2 separate regions of the Mus musculus genome follow, and region 1 is linked to region 2. Evidence: chromatin loops called from intact Hi-C (ENCODE). Cell type or tissue: heart. All regions are shown on one strand.

What was found. Hi-C counts contacts between places; a loop is a spot of excess contacts. Peaks named below come from ENCODE experiments on the same cell type or tissue, not always from the same donor. Only the 100,000 strongest peaks of a DNase experiment are listed, where the experiment ranks them.
Region 1: it touches region 2 in a loop (2.0-fold over the local background); 2 of 42 quality-filtered maps call a loop at or near these places.

The regions. Positions count from the first base shown.
Region 1 is chr7:127,040,817-127,044,816 of GRCm38, forward strand. Kif22 (kinesin family member 22) reads right to left here and starts at 1,604. Exons shown (of 14, transcript NM_145588.1): 1 at 1,528-1,604. The coding sequence starts at 1,585. In heart, no CTCF peak of the experiment used is centred here; a DNase peak (open chromatin) is centred at 1,665; H3K4me3 peaks cover 1,975 bases; H3K27ac peaks cover 2,024 bases.
Region 2 is chr7:127,193,864-127,197,863 of GRCm38, forward strand. Cd2bp2 (CD2 cytoplasmic tail binding protein 2) reads right to left here and starts at 2,214. Exons shown (of 7, transcript NM_027353.4): 1 at 2,066-2,214; 2 at 1,498-1,598; 3 at 1,160-1,295; 4 at 881-1,038; 5 at 340-778; 6 at 152-258; 7 at 1-67. The coding sequence starts at 1,575. Tbc1d10b (TBC1 domain family, member 10b) reads right to left here. Exons shown (of 9, transcript NM_144522.5): 9 at 3,596-4,000. In heart, a CTCF peak has its summit at 1,820; DNase peaks (open chromatin) are centred at 578 and 2,188; H3K4me3 peaks cover 2,523 bases; H3K27ac peaks cover 2,678 bases.

The DNA of each region.
Region 1 (4,000 bases), 150 kb before region 2:
TGCATGGAGATCCAGGAGGCAATCAGTCTCTCGGTCTGAATCCTATCTGACTAATGGAATTCAAAATTCGGCACGAAAGTATGTGCACCATGTCCAAGCCTGGTGAACGGGACCGTTACTGGAATTACAGAGCACTAAACCCAGCTCCTCTCTCAGTCCTAACTATCATTTCTCTCTCTTCCCTTCTCTTATTTTGGTTTTTCCAGACAGGGTTTCTCTGTGTAGCCCTGGCTGTCCTGGAACCCACTCTGTAGACCAGGCTGGCCTTGAACTGAGATCCACCTGCCTCTGCCTCTTGAGTTCTGGGATTAAAGGTGTGCGCCACCACTCAGCTTCCAATTACCATTTCTTAATAAAGATTTCTCAAAATACCCAAAGGTTTGTTTCAGATTCTACACTACAAGTTTATGCTTTTCTACCAATGTATTTCCTCATACTACATTTGTTTATGGGACTATTTGAAAATGATTGTAATTTCTTGGAAAGGGCTAACAGTCTTTCAGCACTTTAACGTTTACTACATACCAAGCACCCTGGGTCTCAGAGTCTGTATTCGGACATAACTGTCAAGGGCAGAGGCATTACAGTGTAACTACCTGAGTGTGAATTTAGATTCCCAATATTTACTAGTTGTGCTATCTTGAAGAAGCTATCTACCCCATTTATGCCTGCTTCCTCTTGTCAAAACACAAGTACAGGGGGCTGGTGAGCCTTAGAAATTGAGTGCCTATTAGTTTTCTAGAGGTTCTGAGTTTGGTTCCCAGGGTCCACATCTGGTGGCTCACAGCTGCCAGTAACTCCAGCTTTAGAGGGTCCAACACTTCTGGCTTCTGCGGAGATCCACACATAGGTGGCACACATTGATAAAATTAAAGCTTTTTGTTAAAGACAGGGCATTAACAGTCATGACCTCAGAGCTCTGTACAACATTAAACGGTTCATCACAAAATGCTTGCAGCACTGCCTGGCTGAGGCGTTCTCCTAAAGGTCTGCCTCCCCCAAAGCCAAACAAACAGGCCAGATTTCGGCCTATAGAAAGAGGAAAGACACGCATACGCAAATCGTCTTAGGAAAGATTTGGAATCTCCTGGCAGCCAGCCTTTTCACCAGGAAAACAGCATCCGGTTCCAAGGCTGGAGGGAAAGGATTTTCCTTTGCCGTGTGATCTCACACAGCCTTCAGTCGGAGTGGGATCTCTGAACAGACAGACAGACAGACAGACAGATAAAGAGGCTCTTCGCTGCTCAGTCTTTACAGACGGGTGGCTGCCCGGCTTTACAGATGACACAAATTGAAGCGCACACATTAGCGCTCAGGCTCTAGACAGGAGCTGGAGCCTCGGCAGGGTCTCAACCCCCTCTACACCGCCGAAGGCAGCGAATAGAGGACAGGGTGCGGTGGCGCCCACCTCCACGCCCGCCAGCCAGCGTCCCCTCGCCCTTCCGCCCCGCGCCGGCTGGATTTTCCGGGACCACTGCTACTCTGTAAGTCTCACGCAGTGGTGCTCCCTCCTCCCGGCCCGCGTACCTGAGGTGGCCGACGCCATCTCCCGTCGCTGCGGACACGTCTTAGCCCTTAAGCTCATAGCCTTCCCTTCTTCGGCCCGCTTCTCTCTTTTGAATTACCGGGGCCCCGCCTCCCTCTCAGATTCGACCAATCGCAGCTACGTGCCGCCGGAAGTTTCGGTTCTAATTTACCGTAATTCCGCCGTCTCGGGCTCACTTCCGGTCTCGAAAGCAAAATATTCCCAGGGATAGGGCCCTGGAGTCTGTCACTAAATGGTCAGTAACTGAGGTCCCTGCACTTTCAGGCTTTTGAATTGCCAGGTTGGAATTGGCTAAATGCAGACTTTCGCCCGACTTTTCCTTCTCAGCTTTTCTTCTGAAAGCACTTGATTGATTCTATATTCAAAGTTCCCAGCTCTGAATACAATTTTTGCCTTTTGGAGCGGACAGAATCTCTTTGTAGCCCTGGCTGTCCTGGTGTGAGAAGGCAAAAAGTTCCTCTTTGAACTTGACTCCCCCACCACCACCCCTTTTTTTTTTCTTACTGTGGGAAAGTTCCCAGCCCTGTTTTAGAATCTTGGGACAAAATGCCCCCAGCTAATTGCATGCGTTTGGCTTCTGTTAAACTGCTTGCTTTCCTTTGCCCTGCAACTGCCAAACAGGATGTAGTTTTTGTGTGCTCTTTACCTTTAAAAGCTTCTGTAAAATGCAGTTGAGACTGCTTTGTGAGGAGTTTCTTTCCAGGAATTTTCTAGCGACTTAATACAGATTGTCAAACCAGACTTTGGTGGTCTTTGGGTCTCTAACTAGCAACATTGTAACTCACTATGTAGACCAGGCTGGGTTTAAACTAACAAAGACCTGCGCTCTTCTGCCCTGGAAGCTGCAACACTTTGCCATCTAACCATGAAGGACCACAGTGAGACAGATTATCTTTAGGTAGCCCTGGCTGTCCCAGAATGGTGTAGACTAAACTGGACTCAAACTCACAGAGACCTGTCTGTCTTTGCCTTCCTGGTGCTGGGACTAAAGACAGGAATCAAAGTTGTGTGTCACTACACCCAGCTAAATTCAAAGATATTGACTAGCACAATTTACAGGTCTAGAATGAGACGGCATTTCACACAATCAAGAACTGATTGGTCACAGTCTAGTGACTTAAGGTTAACTTCATTACCATGGAAATGGAAACTGGACTGTTTGACATTTTGGTTATTACTTCTAAATTCTTTTTTTTTTTTTTTCCTTTCTTTTTCTTCTTCGAGACAGGATTTCCTCTGTATAGCCCTGGCTGTCCTGAAACTCACTCTGTAGACCAGGCTGACCTTGAACTCAGAAATCTGCCTGCTTCTGCTTCCAAAATGCTGGGATTAAAGGTGTGCACCACCACTGCCCGTCTTACTTCTGAATTCTTAAAAGCAAACTTTCAGTTTGATATGTAAAAACTTTGCACCACTCTGAATGTTTTGTTGTTGCTGTTATTTATTTATTTAGAGATGGGGGTCTCTCTAAGTGGCCCTGGTTGTCCTCGAACTTACTATGTAGACTAGGCTAACCTTGAAATTTATTGAAGGCAAAGCACACAAAAATGTGTGTAGACTCATCAGATGGGGAGGGGGGCCCAGATTTGGTGTCCTCAAGAACTGACCTTTTGTCTGGCATTCTAGACTCAAACATACGCTCCAAATATTTTCTCATTTCCCAGTCAATCTGTATCAACTACAGCTTAGCTTCAGCTTTCTGAAATTCCCAGGCACTCTGTCTCAATTAATGATGTCCTGGTAGCTAAGCATTAAGCATTGGCAGTAAGCGCTCCATTCAATGTCCTTACCTGTTCTGTGCATCACTCCTCATTTCCATTGCTTCCTAAAGCTTCCTCTCTCCTCTGACTGCTGCCAGACAGCAAGTGCTGGCATCCCAAGGCCCACTCAGCCTTCTTTTTACTTTACATATACAGAGTTCCCCATCACTGGAACGCCATTATTTAGACACTAATAATTTGTTTATCTATCCTAGCTTTAGTCCTAAATCCAACCGTTTGTAACGACGCGCATGAACTTGGAGATTATGCTCAATGAAAAAAGCCAGGCTAAGGAAGGACAAAAAGCGTGTCACTTCATTTACATATGGAACAAGAATGTGGGGCTCCTGGGAGTGGAGAGCAGAAGGAAGGTTCTCAGAGGCTAAACAGGGGGGTGGCTGAGAAGGGAACAGACTGACAGGAGGGAAACGAGAGCCATGGGACATGGAACAGTTTGGGTAATTATAGTACCGCACACCCCCATAACTGCTAAAGGAGTAGTTGTGTGTGTGTTTGAGATACACCTTGTGTGTTGATGGATGGGATGGCACTTTCTGTGTAGACCAGGCCGACATCAAAACTGAGGTGACCCACCCCTCCGAGTGCTTGGGTTATAGTTATGGACCACCAGGCTCAGCCTTTTGTTGCTGTTGTTTTGTCTTCAAGACAGAGTTTCTTGGGGCTGGAGAGATGG
Region 2 (4,000 bases):
GGCCGCCCGGAGGGTCCAGCTTCCGACAATAAACACCATCCGGGAAGTAACCTTCACTCACCCACGTCTGTAAGAACAGAGGACAGAACTCAGGCAAGCTGACAGAAGGTGGGCTGGACAGATGGGACAGACGCGGCAGGGGGCAGCTCACCTGCATCTGGGCACTGGTGAAGGGTCCATACAGCTCGGCGTCCCCCGTGTTCTCCCATTTATACTCCCACATCACATCCATCAGGCCATCTCCTGCTGACTCTGCCTCTAACACAATGAACGATACTTGGGCCTCAAGCACTCAGTCTCCAGCCCACACTGCCCCCCACCCGTGCCCTCCAAACTTACCCTCTCTTTGGGTAGGGGTTGGGGTTTCCAGTTCACCCTCTGCTACTTCCTCAGCAAACATGTCCAGGGAGGGTGGAGGTGTGGGGTCATGGGATCCCTGGGCCCGACACCCCAAACCCTTCAGTCGCATAGCCAACCGTTCCCTTGTTTCCTGGTACACACCAAGGTTGCCTCGTGCCACCATTTGGTCAGCTAACCCAGACAGCCGGTCTAGCCGCTGGGGGGAATTGGGCCGTCCAGTCCCCTTGCTGTTGCTCCCTTTGCCTCCTCCTCGGGCCCCCAGCCGCCTAAGGGCCCCAGCCACTGTCTCTCTTGGCAACAACAACTCCAAAAGTCCCTCCAGGAGTGCTTGGGCGCTCATTGGAGTCTGACCCAGGCTGTCTTCCTCCTCCGAGTCTGAAACCTGGTGCTTATCAGGGGGCCGTTCCTTGATCCTCACCTACAAGGAAAAGATAATTAGAATTTCTTACAAACTTCCACCAGGGCCCAGGCCCTGCACCTGCACTCCCAGGCCTCAGCCAGAATAGTCCCTGGGCCACACCCAGTCAATGTTGTCCAGCCAGCTGTCTCGGATCTGCGCATCCTGGTTCAGGAAGTAGTTGCCATCAGCATCAAAGTGGCCTTCCTCCATCTCTTCCTGCAGGTTGAAGGGTGTGATCCTCACACCGCCCTCACTAGGGAGAGTAGCTGCTTCCTGACCTGCACCGAAGACATTGGGGGTGGGGCATGCTAGACACGCAAAAGGGAAGCAGGCACACCTCCCACCTCCATCCTGAAGGCTTGTCCCCCCAACTCAGTTAACGCTTCGGACATAGCTCACCTTCTACATCCTCTGAGGCCAGGATATCATATTTGCTGGACCCTTCCTCATCATCATCCTCTTCATCACTGTCTAAAGAGTGCTTGCCTTTGAAGCGGCTCCCAGGACCACCTGCTGCAGCCACAGGGTCCACCAGCTGTGAGGAGGCCGAAGCAAATGAGAAATGCAGCCAACTGGGTAGTTCCCCAGATACTCCAGGATCTGTACACAAATCTTTCCAAACCCAGTGCGCCGGGGAAAACTAACACTTCCTTGGCTTCCCGGCTTTCCTCCCATCAGATTTCTCCTTCTTCTTTCCTCTCAGTCCTCCACGGAAATTCGAAATCTGGCCATCTCACCTTCTTTTTGGGCACACTGATTTCATCTTCACCATCCTCATCTCCAACACCCTGAAAAGTCACTTTCCTCTTTGGCATGATTGGCTGTGGATTTCCTCCAGCTGGACCTCGGAAAAAGATATGTAGTGAGGAAGTGAGGTAAGGAGAGAGGACCGCGGGGGAGTGCAGGGGCCACCAACATTTTTCCTGGTAAATGTGAGCGAGGACAGATCGCTAAAGCATCTGAGAGAACTAGCAGGCACGACGTCCGGGGTTGGTTGGGCAATTCTGAGGCCCGGAGGAGAGGCGATGGGAAGGATCTCCGCCCCCGCGTGGACCCTGCGGGTATTCCCACCCGGGGATGGGGAGTCAGGTTCCCCTACGTCACCACTCCCCTACCAGTCCGGAGCTACCGAACTCAACCACCTCTCCCACCCGAGTGCTCACAGAGGCCGGTCGGACCCAAGAGCTGGAGCTGCCTAGATCCCCGAATACCACGTAGCGACCTGCTCGGCCATGTCCTTGGCGTACAAACTAAAGGCGAAGCAAACCCGCGGGGATTCAAACAATCTTACCCGCCGGTGCTCACCTAGGAACCCAGGGTCAGGCGGGGAAGAAAAGGAAAGATGCTTTCGCCGGTATTACATCCGGGGCACCCGCCTTCATCACCCGGAAAAAAACCGTGGAGACCGGCATAGGACCCGGAAGTGGCTTCACTTCTATTCAAAAAGGGCGGATGCATACCATTAGCCAAGGCCGACTCGCGGCAGGAAGTGACGCAAGACCTGCAAAGACTCGCGTGAACTACGTCCTTGCCTCACGGGACTTGAGGATGGCGGGAAATGTTTTATTATTCCTCTACGATGGAGGCTACAGTGAGGATAAGGACGTGGTGTGCTAAGAGGTTCCCAAGGCCTGGATGGAGAGGCACAGGCCGAACAGAGGCTTCGGGCTTCCGTTTGCATGTATGGATAGGGTTCTGTACGCCTAGTGGCCTTCAGTAGACACCCGGGCTTCCGATCTTAACGCAGTCCCAACACTCGGGAAATTGAAACAGGATTGATTGTCGCGAGATTGACGACAGTCTGGGATACAACATGAGACCGTCTATTTTTAAAGAAAGTCTTGCTCTTCTCTCTGAGTCCTGCTTCTGATTATAAGCGCTCGGGCACCTTCCAAACCAAGCCCTTTTAGAACCCAGGAGTCATTTGCACCATGTCTATTCTCCCACTTAATTCCTAGTTTCTGTAGCGGGACAACCATCACAGGAGGTGCCACTGGCTTCCGTCCGTGGCCTGTAACCAGGCAGAAGCCCATCAGTTACACGAAGCCTACCTCATCCCTTAGCAAACTGCCAAAGGGCTGGGATCCAGCTCCTGCAAAGCTGGGGCCAGGTGAGATCTTCCCCAATAGTGAGGTTTAGATCTGGAGCTCTGGGGAACAACTCAAACCTCAACGCCTCCACCCCCGTCCCCACCCTCGGCTAAATAGCTCCGGTGATCCTACTAGAGTTGGAAGAGGGCAGCCAGATGGACCACGCCTTTCTCCTCCAGGGTTTTCTCCCATTGTGAATCATGAAACTTCACTTCTGTGGGTACAGAACACAAGTTCTAGACCAGGAGGGCATCTTGCTACAGACAGGACCCTGAAGAAAGCAGCTCTCAGCACTGCTGGTTCATCCGGAGGGGGTTTTCTCTACCTGGAGACCACACACCCTGATCCCCTTTCTGCTGAGAAGTGCCAAGTGGAGCTTTACGGCCACAGAAGCCCACACCTTTATCATCCTGACCCGGAGTAGAGGGTGTGTGGCAAAGATCTAGCCACAGAAAACAAGAGCTGCGCAGTTTGGTTGTGTGTACCTGCTGGGATGAACCCCAGGCAGTTAGTCTACCCTAGACGCCCAGGGAACTGCACCAAGCTGCTGACCAAGAACCCAGCCCAATCTAAAGATGGTGGTTTTGCACACACTCTCAGGCCCCTCCTTCAGCTTCCAGGGGGCTGAAGCCATTGGAAAGGCGATCCCAGTCCTGCAAGCTGTGCAGAGGATCCCAGGAGGCCAGTGAGAGTGGGAGCAGCAGAATCCAGGCAAAGCTGAGGAGGAAGGAGCTGGACCACTATGTTTGTTGATGAGAGATGAAGTGAGCGTTTACTGTGACTCCTTTTGGGGGTCGAATACTATTCACAGAGGTTGCCTAAGACTATCAGAAAACAGAGACGTACATTATGATTCATAGCAGTAGTATACTGTTATTAAGTAATAATGAAAATAATTTTATGGTTGGAGTCACCACAATATAAAGAACTGTATTAAAGGGTCACAGCATTAGGAAGATTGAGAACCAGTGGTCCAGATGTTCCTGCCAAGACCTGCAGACTGAACCTATGGAAAGTCAGACTTTGTGCCTGCCTCCCCCACTCCCCTTACTCTACAGCACTCTTCAAATAACAAGGCGGGAGACAGATATAACAGCAGGTTCATTTTCCGGTTCCTCAAAGCGCCACAAAACTGCCACTGAGGTGGGAC